Linked DNA regions of Homo sapiens: region 2 is linked to region 1. A link is an interaction called in ENCODE POLR2A ChIA-PET data of the cell type or tissue named here. Cell type or tissue: A673. All regions are shown on one strand.

Region 1 (8,000 bases):
TATATATTATATATTATATTAAATAATATATATATTATATATAATATATATTATATATTATATATAATTATATATAATATATATTATATATAATATATATTATTCTGTTCTATATAAATATATATAATATATTATATAAATTATATATAATATATATTATATATAATTTATATATAGAATATATAAATTATATATAAATTATATATTATATAAATTATATATAACATATATAATATATATATATATATATATATATATATAGAACAGAATAAGAAAAGTCCTGAGTGACATTTCTTTTTTTTGACATAGGGTCTCACTCTGTTGCCCAGTCTGGAGTGCAGTGGCTTGATCAAAACTCACTGCAGCCTCAAACGTCTCAGCTCAAGAAATCCTCCCACCTCAGCCTCCCGAATAGCTGGGATCGCAGTTGTGCGCCACCACACCTAGCTAATTTTTAATTTTTTTGTAGCGATGGGGTCTCACTATGTTGCCCAGGCTGGTTTCAAACCCCTGGGCTCAAGTGATCCTCCCACCTGGGCCACCCAAAGTGCTGGGATTACAGGCATGAGCCACATACCTGTACGTGGGTGATATTCTGAATGTCTGCAAGCAGGTCAAAGAAACACAAACAAGCTGACTATGTGTAAGTGGCCAAGGGTTTAGGGAAAACCAGTGTGTGCAAGCAACAGAGCTCTTGGAAGCTCCCTGGCAACTGAACCCCCATAGATGCTTGGGGATCTCTCCACTGTAAGAATCCTGATGGAAGGACCTACTTCTCACTATAGAAGCCCATCCTTCCCTTCTGGAGGTTATGATGAGGCCAAGTGATTGATGCTGCCACTGGGACTCAGGGCCTAGGACTGGTGATGCAGAGAAGCAGGAAAAGAGAATTCATCCTGGGTAGTGGCAGCCATGAGCAGCTGTCAACAGAAGCAAAGCTGGTGCCAGCATCCAGTGGTGTTGTGATGACACTGGTATCCTCACCAGGTGGGGACTGGGGTCCATTTCCCTTGATTCTTGCTTGTTTTCCAAGTTTAATTCTTTACTTTTCTAGCAATTCTGTGGGCTACCTTGTAACCCCTAAACAAATCCTTTTTCTGCTAAACCAGTCAGAGTTGTTTTCTGATCCTAGTGAGGATCCCAACTGACTAGGCAAGGTGGGTGGTCAGTACTGCTAAGAAGAGGACTAGTCAAGACTGATCCGGGTAGAAGGCTGTAAAGGTCTCCTGAAAAGAAACTGCCTACATGTCAAGTGCAAGGGATCTGGGGACAGACCTTCCTGGATTGAACCCCAACTCTGTCATTTGCTGCCTGAGTGACCTTGGGCAAGTGATTTAACCTCTCTGAGCCTCAGTTTCATCTGTAAGAGGGGTTTGACCATAGGACCTACTCCTCATACATCCCTATCACTGATGAGATGATTGAATTAGATGACACAAGTGGAGTTCTAGTTCAGATTCTGGCACAAAGCTGGTCTTTAGGGAATGGTAGTTATTGTAACTAACTTTAGCTCAAGAGGTGAGCTTCCTGACAGGGGACTCCATTGCAACCTTTCTTGAATCTATTCATCCTCCCTCTTTGTTCTTCATTCACAGCAGGAAGGGAAAAATTCCTGATGTGCAGTGGGAGAAATTTAAGTTGGATCCAGGCAGACATGTGCTGGTAAATGTTTAACAACCAGCTCTACAGGAAAATAAAAGCACTGATCCGCGGCATTTGCGGATTTCCACCCCTCCATGGCTGATTTCAAACAACCAACATGATGTTGCTGAACAATGGAGTTGGGACAAGATGTGTGCAGTTGGCTCTTATGAGCCAGCACCAGTACACCACTGGACTCAGGGGAGGATACCTTTAAAATACTAGGGAGTGGGGAAAAACAGGTGGTTCCTAAGTTCTGAGGAAGACTGTCAAAAGAAATTCCTCAAGTACTGTTGAGAGGATGGGGGATGAACTCACATTATGCTTTGACTTAAAACTCCAGAGTTCTCTTTAAATGATAGCCTTTAAATCCTCCCTCCTGCTCCCACATACAGCCAGTCAGGTCTCTGGCTCTATTTCTTCCTTAAAATATCCCCTGCAGGCCGGGCATAGTGGCTCATGCCTGCAATCCCAGCACTTTGGGAGGCTGATACGGGTGGATCACTTGAGGTCAGGCAGATCTTGAAAGACCAGCCTGGCCAACATGGTGAAACCCCGTCTCTACTAAAAATACAAAAATTGGCTGGGCGTGGCAGCATGTACCTGTAATTCCAGCTACTGGGAGGCTGAGGCAGGAGAATTGCTTGAACCCTGGAGGAGGAGGTTGCAGTGAGCCTAGATCATGCCACTGCACTCCAGCCTGGGCAACAGAGTGACACTGTGTCTCAAATAAAAAAAAAAAAAAAGGGAAAAAGAAAGAAATAAAATATCCCCTGCATCCATCCATCTCTTTCACTTCATGGCCCGCATGGCCACCCCAGCCCATGGGCTCAGACTGTCAACTCTGAAATACTGCTCCTTGTCCCTGCCCCTTCCCACCCATTCTGTACTAGAATGGACCAGCCATGCCACCCCTAAGCCAGCATTCATTGCATCATCCTCATTCCAGCTTCACTGCCATATGGTTCCAGGCTTGCTGTCCCATTCATTGTAAGTGCTGCTGCCTGGCTGTCCCAGCTTTCACCTGGCCCCTCAGTCTGGAAGTGGTCTATGTGTGAATCTCAGATTTCCTGCTTACTAGTGATATGCTCTTGGGAAAATTACAGAACACTTTCTGAGCCTTCACTTCCTTACCTCTAAAATAGTGATAATGAAAGAACTTTCTTAGGGATGTTTCAAAGGTCAAACAAAATAGTTCTAAAAAAGGCTTGGTAAAATACCTGGCCCCATTGTAAATGCGGAATTGAATATTGGCTCAATGACGACTCTGATGATAAGTACTGCTAGTACTAACGGTAAATGGTAGCTAGTTGAAGGATGATTTTCCTCCTACCTGAATTCTACCCCACTCTCCTTTGCTAGTCCAATGCCACTTTTCTTTTGGCTTTAGTTCTATTTTTTCTGATATACTTTTTCTCTGCACTCATTAGCTCCTTTTTCTCTGAGCTTCTGAAGCAATTACACCCTGCAGTGGAATATTTAATTCAATATTGCCCCTGACTATTCCCTGTTGATGTCAACCTTGTCTTCCTGGCTCATCTTTTTCAGCTTGCAGGGAGCAGCCTGTCTCTATCATCTTCTCCCCTGGAGGGTCTTGGATCAGCAGCCTCACACCAGCAGCCAAAGCGGCTGTGGCTGTGAATGGTACTGAGCTGTGCCTGGTATTTTGCCTGCACCATCTCATTTTATTTTTTTTCATTGAGCCAAGATTTATTGAGCACCAGCTATATACTGGGCACTGAGGCTACACAGTGAATAAGACAAGAGCCTCTGTCTTCCAGGAGCTCACAGTGTAGCCAGAGGAGCTAACCCTGAACACAAAATTACCTAAACCAATGTCCAAAGATGGACCATGCCCAAGAGCTGTGGAGGGGAAAAGAGGGTATTCCAAGAGGTTAGAGCAGGGGCCTGATTCAAAGAGGGGCAGGGGTCTAGGCAGGAGTTACTGAGGGGAAGAGATTTCCCAGGAAGCTCATATTCTGGGGGCCGAGTGGAATGGCTGAGTGCTGAGGACCTGAGATAGGCCCAAGCAGCTGGAGGGGCAAGCAGGAGGGAGAGCAGCCCGCAGTGACGGGCAGGCAGGCAGGGCCAGGGCCTGCAGGGCTTCCCAGGTGGGTTGGGTATTTGGGTCTCTATCCTAAAGTTGGCAAGCATTTAATTCTCAGAGATCTTAGGCAGTAGCATCCATTATCAGCTCCATTTCATAGCAGAGGAAATTGAGACCCAGAGAGATGAAGTCACTTGCCTAGGGTCACACGGCTAGTCACTAGTCAGCCACAAAGCAAAGGCCAGCGTTGCCAAACACACCGCCTGCTGAGTGATTGATGGCAGCACTGACCACTGTGAGCCTGCCCAGCCGGCCTTCCCACGGGCTATCTGGAACGCACCCTCTAATTGGAGCTTTCCTCCAAGCAGGGCCAGCCTGAGGCCCTCTCAGAAGCACTGAACCAGTTTGGTGGGAGTAGAGATGTCAGCGGTTCTGATGTCATGACTGGCTTTGAAGAGCTCAGCTCCCACTGCTGCTTCCATTCCCAGCCCCTGGGGACTGCAGTGAAACTCTCTGGGTTGTGTTTTGTTTTCCCCAGAAGTCTGGGGCCAGGGTACTGAGAAAGGGAGGAGGGTGGTTTATGGTGAGCCGTGTGATTTTTCAGGATTTAGCTGGGACATTCTTGGCCCAGAAGCCAATACTGGTACAAAGAGACCTGAGGAAGCGCCACATCCTGGTTCTCCGGGAGACAGGATGTGCTCAGGAATCTGTGAAATAGGCTGTATTTGTCTCTCAACTCCTCTGAGTCCCCTTTCGTCTAAGGCCTCCTTCCTTTCTTAGCGAGTCCCCAGGGAGATTTGGTCTGGAGCCCTTTCCTTGTGCCTCCCTGGGGCCTCAGCCTTCCCAGCCAGGCCTCCAGAGGGCCCCTCCCCAGACATTAACGATGCTACTAGGTGATAATGACACCTCCAGGGTCAGACCCCAGGCGGCAGGAATTTCAGGCACCAAATGGAGGTGGCTTTTTGGCCCCCCTCGAGTCAACCTGTCACTCTGAGGAGAGAATTCTTTTTATTTCCAGAGTCTTCGACGGTAGGCAGATTTATTTTCATCCAACATTAAAACCCCTCGGTTTGTGGAGAGGAAGGAGCTTGAAGCTCAGTGTGCCAGAGGGGCCAACGGAGCAGGGAGAGATGGGAAGAAAATGAGAAAAGTAACCCTCTTGCCTGGCGTCCTGCCAGGGAAAGTCCTCTGCTCAACCCTGATCCTGGCCCTTCTGGCACGGCATGACCAGAGGCCCTGGGTCAGGCTGCCCTTTATGGCCTTCCCATGGCCCTTCCTTCCAGCCACTTGACCAAATGCCCCTGCATGCGAGGGGGGTGCGCTGCTCTCCAGCTGGTTTGCCAAGGACCCCTACTCCCACCTCCCTCCATAAAAAACTCAGCACCTCTGGGGCCAGAAGAGGACGTGCAGCAAATTCCCACCAACAATTTTGTCTGAGGGACAGGAAGGTTTGCTGACTTGTCGCCCTAAGGATTCGCTCTTTGCTTTTCCTTTTGCAGTTTGGAATCTATCTGTTCGCAGCTTCCCTTTGGCTGCACCATGTTGTGGGTCTTAGGCTCCATCAGCATTTGGTCAGGACAAGTTGGCCCATGGTTTCTCTGATGCAGAAATGGTGTCAACAGGTCCCAGGAGCCAGCGATCTGAGCCTGCACACACACACACACACCCCCACACCCACCCATCCCCGCAAACAATGCCTTCAGCTCACCCTGACCTCCCTGTCTTCTTTGTATCCTTCCTGACTTTTTCTGTCCTCTTTACCCCACTCTAGCTCAGGGCCTTCCTGGCTAATCTCTGACCTGTACTCTGCCTCTCTAATCCATCCTGTAAATGGCTAGCACATTAATTTTCCTAATAATAATTATAGCTAACATTTGGTGAGTGTGTTCTGTGAGTCCGGTGTACCAGAAACTTGCATTAAGTTGTTGAGTATTATATCCATTTTGTAGTTGAGGAAACAGACAGGTTGAGTAATTTGCCTAAAGTCAGATAGCTAATAAGTGGCAGTACTGGGATTTGAACAAAGTCAGTCTGGATGCAGAGCCTGCGTGCTGATCATCACTAACGCTGAATTTCTTTTTAAACCCTTTTCTAAGTGTTTATGATGAATAAAGCATTAGGCCAGGTACTGAGGCCATTTAAACATGAGTAAGATTAAACTTGCTTCCTCCTGCAGTTCTGGCCCCAGGGAGTTGACTTGTCTGGGAAGACGAGTAAGACGAGTCCAGAAACGGCCTATGCAGGAGAGGGTAGAGAACCTTTCACAGAGAATGTGCACACAGAAGGCCTTTCCTACAGAGGATGGAGAAACCACATCTGGTTTGTGAGAATCAAAAGTTGGCCGGCATGGTGGCTCATGCCTGTAAACCCAGCACTTTGAGAGGCTGGGCAGATCACTTGAAGCCAGGAGTTTGAGACAAGCCAGGAGTTTGAGACAAGCCGGGCCAAGAAAGCGAAACCCCATCTCTACTAAAAATACAAAAAAGTTGACTGGGCGCGGTGGCTCATGCTTGTAATCCCAGCACTTTGGGAGGCCAAGGCGAGCGGATCACGAGGTCAAGAAATCAAGACCATCCTAGCTAACATGGTGAAACCCCATCTCTACTAAAAATACAAAAATTCAGCCAGGCATGGTGGCATGCACCTGTAATCCCAGCTACTCAGGAGGCTGAGGCAGGAGAATCACTTGAACCCGGGAGGCGGAGGTTGCAGTGAGCTGAGATCGTGCCACTGCACTCCAGCCTGGGCAACAGAGCCAGACTCCATCTCAAAAAAACAAAAAAAAAACAAACAAAAAAATTAGCCAGGCGTAGTGGCACCAGAAAGGAAGAGTTCCAGGGAGGCGGGTGGGTGGAGGATAGTTTGGAAAGTCAGATAGGGCTCAGGGTCCTGGGGGTGAGGAAGCACCAGATGGGAGCAAAGAGGGTGAATGTGATGCCCGGAAACCACAGGACAAACCGAGATAGAAATGCCCTGACCACAAGACACAGATCCCTGAAAACTCAACATGGAATTAAGGTTTAGTTTTATTTTAAGACAATGGGCTCTGGACTGTCTGAGTTCTCATTTCTGCTCTAGCACTTACCAGCCCTGTAATCAAGGCAAATAACGCAACCTCCCCCTTGCCCACATATCAGTTTCCTCATCTGAAAAGCGGGCAAATTCAGGGCTAGGACCAGGGAAGGTGAGCAAGACAGGTGCTGTGAGTATAAAATTTAAGGGATACTCCCTAAAACCTCAGTCATCAAGATGAATAATACTTAAATGCAATATTTTTAGAGAGTCAAAATCAATGCAAAAAAATCTGCGATGAACAAAGCATCAAACATTTAAATAAAGGAAACTCATACCAAGCCAGCCCGGAGCCTGAAGCAAAAGAAAAAATCAGTAATAATGATCCTGTCTTAAGATAAAGGCACGTAGGCCGGGCACAGTGGCTCACACCTGTAATCCCAACACACTCATCTCACCTTGGTCCTGGCCCTGATTTGTAACACTAGGTATTGGGTGGCTGCAAGGATTAGACAAGATCGTGCATGTTAAGTGCTGAGCGTGCATCTGGCAGGAAGTGCCTTGTAGAACTTGGGGATCCAAGGCCTGTGTTTTGAGGTGAGATGGAGCTGTGTTTGAACACCTGCTCCACCACTTCCCAGCCATGAGACTTGGGCCACAGCCTGTTTCCTCATCTATAAATGGTGAGAGCACCTTGTTTGCCGGGGCTGTTGGATGACATGGGATGAAAAAGGCAAACTGTCTCACACGATGCCTGGCACAGAGAGTCAAACGATCATGCTTGTAGCAGATGCCTGCGTTCGCCAGCAAGCATATGTTGTACCTGCACATGGAGGCTTTCTGCTTGCTCCTGGTAGATTATTGCACTTGCCGGCTTTTCTTTTCTAATAATTTTTCATTTTATTATTGGGGCGCGAGATTTAGCTGTGTTCCATGGGTCTAGCCGCCAAGTCCTGCAGTCTCGCTGTATTCCTCTGTGCCATTCACCCCTGCGACCCTCTGTGGTGCTGCTCCTGACCAGACTTCCAAACTCACAGGGACCTGGCTGCCCTGACTAGCAGCCCTGTCCACCCCTACCTTTTCTCTACCCAGGCCAGAACTGGGTTCTGGGCTGGATTATTTGGTGGTATTATCACCTAAATGATGGAGTCCTTGGCCTGGCCTTCACAAGGCTCAGAGAGCCCTATTCATTCCAAGCTGTCACTCCCCCTTGCTCTGTGCCGCTGCTCTGCTTCCCCACCACCCCTCTACCTCTTTGGTGGGAACACTGCCCCCTTCCCCAGGTATTGGCCGCCCACCT
Region 2 (8,000 bases), 290 kb after region 1:
CCACAAAATAGTTTTGTGTCCTTGGGCCCATCACTTACTCTCTCGGGACCTTAGTCTCCCCGTTTATAAAAAGATAGAGGTTGGTGATTGCTTGTTCCCTGCTGCTGCTGCTGCTGAATCATGTGAAGGCTCAGGTGTGGCCTTGATTTGGCTTCAGTCGTGACCCACCGCCAAGGCCCAGGAAGCCACTGCTGCAGGAAGTGTCCTGGACGTTAACACTGCTTTACAAGAAGTGCTGACCGCCCTCATGCATGATGGCCCAGCATAAGGATTTACAAAGCTGTCAGAGCCTTAGATGAGAGCCAAGCCCATCTCTGTGAGCCTGCATGATGAGCCCACCTCTGTCAAATCAGGGGAGGCCCTTTGTGCTGAACTCCAGGTCAATAGACTTAAGGGAGGGTGATGACAGAAGAAGCCAAGGGGACAGGTAGGTGGTCCCTGTGAAATTGACAGAGAGGGAAGACCCTGTACAGCGGTCAGTTGTGTTGTGTCATAGTTAAGAACTGTGGCAAAGAATCTCAGGTGGAGGATGTTATTGAAGAGTACTTCAAATGCAGAAATGAACAAACAAGCTGGGGGTGGTGGCTCATGCCTGTAATCCCAGCACTTTGGGAGGCCGAGGCGGGTGGATCACGAAGTCAGGAGATCGAGACCATCCTGGCTAACACGGTGAAACCCCGTCTCTACTAAAAAATACAAAAAATTAGTCGGGCGTGGTGGGGGCGCCTGTAGTCCCAGCTACTCGGTAGGCTGAGGCAGGAGAATGGCGTGAACCCGGGAGGCGGAGCTGGCAGTGAGCCGAGATCACGCCACTGCACTCTAGCCTGGGCGACAGAGTGAGACTGCATCTCAAAAAAAAAAAAAAAAAAAAAAAAGAGAGAATCCATTGTTTGGTTTCTTGATTTCTTATTTTGATTGAAAAAACGGGCTCTGTAACTTCCTTCTTGTAGGGAACCAACAAAGGAAGACAGGCTGGTACTGGTGGGTCAGTGAGAGCATCACAGATTCAGGTCCAGTTTTGGGTCTTGTCCCACCACTTGGGGCTATCTCCTTCAAGTATCACCAATTTTTCACCAGGAATGAGATAGAGTAAGAGTCATGGTTGCTTGAATACAACCTAGTTTCTTCCTCTCATTTCCATGATACTGGAGTCAAAAACATAGAAATATCGGTTTCGTTGTGTGAATATTGTTGTGTTTCAGTTCACCAGTCACAGAAAATAAATGGACATGGTTGCAGTTTGAACTACATCCCTGAGGTTTACTTATGTATTTAAAACATAAGTTTAGTTTTGCAGTCGAGTAAAAAAAGGAATACTTGGGCTAAGTTCAAAATTCACAAAAAGTACTTTTGGTTCACAGTATGGGTCAAACCCCTAGCTATTTATTCTTAGCTGTCTGTTTCAGAGAGAAGTTGAGAGAACATCTTCCCCTTTACTAGAAAGGCCTATGAAAAATGAGTTACTTAATATTCCTCCTCTATTTTCCTCTGGGTAAAGGTGCATATTCCTAAATTTAGTAGAGTTTAAGTAGATCTTCCTCCCCTTTTCACATCCTTCCTGTTTTGTTCATGATCTGGGGGATTGGGGGAAGTATTTTTTTTAAGTAGTGTTGCTGTTTCTCTTTCTGCTTGAGCATTAAGGATAGATCCTATGTAGTAATTCCTGAGCATCCTGCCCTCAACAGACGACCAGTGATGAGGTTAATGAGGTGTTGGAAGATGGCAAAACCAATTCTAGTGTTAGGCTTTCCAGCTTTTTAATTAGGAGTCCTGATGAATGGCTTGCTTGTAAAATACTCTTTCACTGGGTGACACCCCCACCCAGACAGGAGAGATGAGGAAGCGCATGGTGAGATAAAACAGGGCAGTCAGTCCTCTGCTTTCTCCCAAGTTTGTCCAGCTCACATCCAGGGCCTGTAGCTGTCTGTAGCTGCCATAAATAATGTCCCAGGGCCTTCCAGAGGCTTCCAAAGGCCAGAGCTGCCAGTGCAGCGTGAATTATCACGGAAATATGAGATAGCTGGGAGCTTTCTCTCGGCATTTTTCTTCTGCAGACCGCTGGGCTGGATCCAGGGTCTCCCACAGTTTTTTGTGTGTGTTTGTTAGATGGAGCCTATATGGGCTGTTGTGGACCTGGGTACTTCCAGGTACTCACAGTCATGAAACCAGAAGGTTTTCAGGGGCTATCCTTATTAAACAACCCAGGAGGCTTGCACTTTGAGAACATGCCAGTGTTGCACCTCAGAGGAAGGGTTCCGAGCACTGCCCTCATTGTGCCGTGATTGACGTGTGTTCCAGTATTTTCCAGGACTCTGTGGACATTATCACTGGGACACAGCCACGTTTCTTTTTCTCAAGTGAAAGAAGTTTTGTCCAGGAAAGACGTCAAGGCTGAAAAGACAAACAGTGTGACTATATGTGGGTGGATGAGGTGCAGGGAAAGAATCTCTTCTAGGAATAGAAATATAAACCCTTTACTGTAATTTTACAAGTTGTATTTCCCCCCAGACTGATCTTTGGACAATTTTAAGAGATTAAGAAACCCACAGATACTATACTCAATATCTGGGTGACGGATTCATTTGTACTCCAAATGTCAGCATCATGCGATACACCTTTGTAACATGTCTGTACATGTACCCCTTGATTCTAAAATAAAAGTAGAAAAAAGAAACAGGAAATCAGAGTTGTAAGAGCAGTGATAGCAATTGGTGCCATTTCTCCTTCTACCCCACTTTTAAAAAATAACTTGGCTGGGCACAGTGGCTCACGCCTCTAATCCCAGCACTTTGGGAGGCTGAGGGGGGCAGATCACCTGAGGTCAGGAGTTCGTGACCAGCCTGGCCAACATGGTGAAACCCCGTCTCTACTAAAAATACAAAAATTAGCCTGGCGTGGTGGCATGCACCTATAATCTCAGCTACTTTGAGGCAGGAGAATTGCTCGAACCCAGGAGGTGGAGGTTGCAGTGAGCTGAGGTCGCGCCACTGCACTTCAGCCTGGGTGACAGTGCGAGACTCCATCTCAAAAAAGAAAAAAAAACTTGATTTTTAAAAAATTTGGTGACTCATTCTATGAATTTTAACATTTGTATAGATTCTTGTCACCACCACCATAATCAGGGTTCAGGACAGTTCCATCACCCACCCCCACTAAGCTCCCTTGTGCTGTCTCTTTATAAGCATACGCTTCCCTGACCCCTAACCCCTGCCAACCACTCATCAGTTCTCTATCCCTATAGTTTTGTCTTCTTGAGAATGTCATATACATGGAATCCTACAGCATGTCACCTTTTTGAGATGGGCGTCTGTGACTCACCAAAATGCCTTTGGGATCAATCCAAGTTGTTGTGTATATCAATAGTTGGTTCCATTTTATTTCAACATATGGATGTACCACCATTTGTTTATTCGTTCACTTGTTGAAGGACATTTGAGTTGTTTCCAGTGATTCAAGTCCTTTATTTTTTTTTAGATTGTGCTGAAACATATAACATATAATTTTCCCCTTTAGCTATCTTGAAACGTACAAATCAGTACCTGGTATTAATTACGTTCACACTGTTGTGCAATCATCACTACTATCTGTTTCCAAAACGTTTCCATCACCCCACATAGAAACTGTGTAACCATTAAGCAATAACTCTCCATTTGCCCCAGCTTCTGGCAATTCTGATCTACTTTTTATCTCTATGAATTTGCCTATTCTAGATATTCTCATATAAATGGAATCATACAATACTTGGCCCTTCGGGTCTGGGTTTTTTCACTTAGCATAGCGTTTTTAAGGTTCATCCATATTGTAGCACGTAACAATGCTTCATTCCTTTTTATGGCTGAGTACTAGTCCATTACATGTATATAACACATTTTCTTTCTTTTTTTTTTTTTTTGAGACGGAGTCTCGCTCTGTCACCCAGGCTGGAGTGCAGTGGCGCGATCTTGGCTCACTGCAACCTCTGCATCCCGGGTTCACACCATTCTCCTGCCTCAGCCTCCCGAGTAGCTGGGACTACAGGCGCCTGCCACCTCGCCGGGCTAATTTTTTTTGTATTTTTAGTAGAGACGGGGTTTCACCGTGTTGGCCATGATGGTCTCCATCTCCTGACCTTGTGATCCGCCCGCCTCGGCCTCCCAAAGTGCTGGGATTATAGGCGTGAGCCACCGCGCCCGGCCTAACACATTTTCTTTATCCACTCATGTTGGGGACACTTGGGTTATTTATACTGTTTGGTTATTGTGAATAATGTTGCTATTCACATTGGCATACAAGTAGTTGTTTGTGTCTGTGCTTTTAAATTTTTTTTTTTTTTTGAGATAGGATGTCACTCTGTCGCCCCAGCTAGAGTGCAGTGGCATGATCTCAGTTCACTGCAGCCTCAACCTCCCCAGCTGAAGTGATTCTTTCACCTTAGCCTCCAGAGTACAGGCACACACCACCACACTTGGCAAATTTTTTTTTTTGATATTTTTTTTTTAGAAATGGGTTTTCACCATGTTGCCTAGGCTGGTCTTGAATTCCTGGGCTCAAGTGATCCACCCGCCCCGGCTTCCCAAAATGCTGGGATTACAGGTGTAAGCCACTGTGCCTGGACTCTTTTTTTTTTTTTTTTTTTTTGAGACAGGGTCTGGCTCTGTCACCCACGCTGTAGTGCAGTAATATGATCTTGGCTCACTGCACCCTCAGCTTCCTGGGCTTACCTGCTTTTGATTCTTTTGCCACTCCTACTTTTTAATTTAAATTGGCAGGAGAAGGAAGATTTTAGTTCTAAGAATCTGATACTTTGTATGAATCTAGTAATTGTTCTTTGTATTTCGTAAGCTTAAAGGATTTTAGGAATTCTACCAGCTTTTTTGCCATTAATGTCTCTTGTGTCCTGAGAGGATGAAGATGGTAGTCAGAATTTGGTTATGGGAAAAGGGGACTCGTGGAAGTGGCCCAGGGCCCATTGGGGGAGCCAGCCTCTGTTTGCGTGCCCTGGCTCAGGTTGTGGTGTAATCGTTTGCTTGGGTCTGGAAGTAGTCTTTGATAGCATCTCATGTGATTGACTTTGTCTGGCCCTTGCTTCATTTCTCCACAGGGTTTGCGAGGCCATTAGAAGACTTAAGGAGATAGGGGCCAAAAGTACCATGTGGGAAGAAGCTTTCACACTCTGCAGGATCTGCTTTTATTTGTAAGATGTGTCTGAACCTACCCAGACTTAGAGCTCAGCTAATTCCGCACTCATTTAGATTGATTGGTAGTAGGGCCAGTCTGAACTGTAAAATGTTTGAGAAATAGATTATGATTACCTTCAAGGATGCACCTTTGTGACAAAGAACTTAATAGGCTTTCTTTAATTAAGAGATAGCTATAATTTATATTTAAGTAGCTTCATTTGTATACGGTAGGGGCTAAAGTCATTAAAAAGCAATGGTATTTTTAAGTAGTGCAGTTTCTCTTCCAATGTTGCTAGTTGGCCTATTAAATTTCCCCTGATAAACATTGTAAAGATAGGAGTTCAGTCTAGCCTTTCTTATCATGAATTGCCACCCCATAGAGACTAAAAAGTATAAGGTTATCGCTCTGTACAGCTAGGATTGCCCTCTTTGTTGACTGGATATGTAGCAGAGTTTTGTTGTTTTTTTTGCGTGCATAAGCATTCTTTTGACCCTAGAGTGTAACAAACCCTCCCCTTTACCAGTCCTCTGCTGTAGCCTTCCGCCAAGCCTAATATTCTCACCCCAAGAGATTCTTTTGGCTTAAAACCCTTCTTTCCAGGAAGTTGTTAAATCTAACAGAGAAAGAGAGAGAGAGAACCAGACTCCGTATATACATTGTTAAGTGTCAGAGAGTTCTAGGAGGGGTGTGTGTGTGGTGTGGGGGGGTGGGAGGGATGAGTGTGTATGTGTGTGTGTGTCTATGTATGTTTCTGTTTTCTTTTGAATGGATGAAAGGACTGTAAATCTATTCTGGATCACCTGGATGATCACTCGGGGACTGTTGACCACACTCTTTCAGTTCCCAAGTTTGCATGGAAGTTGATGCTCACACAGGGACCAAGGGAAGGCTAATACTACCCCATCCCAAGGTATACTGAAGAGAAGACAGAGTGGGAAAACTAAGTCATCAATGGCCCACACTAACTAAGGCATTCCACACTCAAAAAAGCCTGGTAGTTGATACCTTATTCATTGCTGGTGAAGGTGAACACAGAGCCAGCTTTGTAGGTCCTAAGTTCATTAGGATTTTTTCCTTGAATAATCTTTTGGTATTACATTTTGGGGTCTCATTAAATTGATTAACCTTTCAAAATAATGGAACAGAGGTTAACATGGGTTTACCATTAAAAAGGAGTAATTACAACAATGATAATAATAACTTATGAAGCCCTTTGTGTGTCCTGGGCACAGGGCTAAATGCTTTCCTTGTATTGTTGCATTGAATCTTCACAACTTCCCCATGAGTAAGCATTCTTACCATATCCACTTTACAGGAAAGCAGATAGAAACTAAGAGTTTCAGTCGCTTACCCGAATCACACAGTGGGATTTAAACCCAGGCAGTCTGACTCCAGACCCATCATTCTAAGCCACTGTGCTGGCCTCCCACAGTGAAACAGAAAGCATAAAACTATATTGCAGGATTCTAGATTCTAACAATCTGGTATTTTGTCTGTGGAAACAGCTCAAGTGTCCATCAACAGATAAATGGATGGTGCATTCTGTCACATTTATGTCAATGTTTTGGATTTTATTGGCACCGTAACTTTGTTTTTAATTTATAAATAAATCACATATATATTTACACATTTGTTTGGGTTTAATAGTTGTTTACTATTAAACAACTTTATAGTTTAAAGAACTATAAGCATATGAGGTTTATACCTAGTTTTATATATTTGTGCATATTTTAGTAATATTATAATAAAAGTGGCTTAGGTCAACACTGGCAGGCCACAGTAGTATGTCATTAACACCCTGAACACATTAACACTGTTTACTTTAAATAAAATCCCTTAATAGCCTAAGAGACTGAACCTATTTTGATGGCTGAGAATGAAGAGGTCATGAGAAGGTTCAAAACAGAAGTTCAGAAGTGGATCTGCAGTTGGTTACGAGGCACCAGACGGGCGGGTTGATGGTTATTTTCTCTCAGCTTTTTGAAGACCAGATTCTGCTCTCTCCTGGCCACTGTCGTCGTGTTGAGAAGTCTGCTGCCACTGTAAATGCCACTGTGGAGGACATCATTCTTTCCTCCAGCTATTTTTTTTTTTTTTTTTTTGAGACAGAGTTTCACTCTTGTTGCCCAGGCTGGAGTGCAAAGGCGTGATCTCAGCTCATCGCAACCTCCGCCTCCTAGGTTCAAGCGATTCTCCTGCCTCAGCCTCCCTGGGATTACAGGCATACTCCACCACGCCCCACTAATTTTGTATTTTTAGTAGAGACGGGGTGTCACCATGTTGGTCAGGGTGGTCTCGATCTCCCGATCTCAGGTGATCTGCCTGCCTTGGCCTCCCAAGGTGCTGGGATTACAGGTGTAAGCCACCACTCCTGGGTCTTCGAGCTATTTTTAAGATATTCTCTGTAGCATTCTTCATGCTCACAAAGGTATTCCTAAATGTGGATATGGTTTTATTTGTACTGAAGGGGACTCCATGTTTTTCCTGAACCTCAGGATTCTTGTGTTTCCTCAAAACTGGAAAATCATTGGTGATAATCTCTCCACACACCATCTCACCACATTTCCACGCTTCTGTCCTACAGGAACTCCTCCTCTCATTCTATTTTTCATGCCTCTGCCCTGCTCATTTATCTCACCACATGGCATTCTGGTTAATTTCTGCAAATCTATTTTTCTGTTTTCTGTATTCTCTTCAGATGTGTTCAATATATTTAACCCATACATTAGGATTTTTTTTTTTTTTTTTTGAGATGGAGTCTTGCTCTGTCGCCCAGGCTGGAGTGCAGTGGCTCCATCTCCGCTTACTGCAAGCTCCGCCTCCCGGGTTCACGCCATTCT

What was found. Peaks named below come from ENCODE experiments on the same cell type or tissue, not always from the same donor. Only the 100,000 strongest peaks of a DNase experiment are listed, where the experiment ranks them.
Region 2: POLR2A ChIA-PET joins it to region 1 with 5 read pairs; 2 of 35 experiments call an interaction of 5 or more read pairs at or near these places.

The regions. Positions count from the first base shown.
Region 1 is chr5:142,276,285-142,284,284 of GRCh38, forward strand. No RefSeq gene overlaps it. Among named protein-coding and RNA genes, the nearest start is that of SPRY4-IT1, 38 kb to the right of the region's middle. RefSeq lists enhancers at 3,189-3,755, 3,756-4,322. In A673, no CTCF peak of the experiment used is centred here; DNase peaks (open chromatin) are centred at 4,207 and 4,317; H3K27ac peaks cover 379 bases.
Region 2 is chr5:142,566,525-142,574,524 of GRCh38, forward strand. It overlaps the pseudogene RPS12P10. Among named protein-coding and RNA genes, the nearest start is that of FGF1, 120 kb to the right of the region's middle. In A673, no CTCF peak of the experiment used is centred here; no DNase peak of the experiment used is centred here.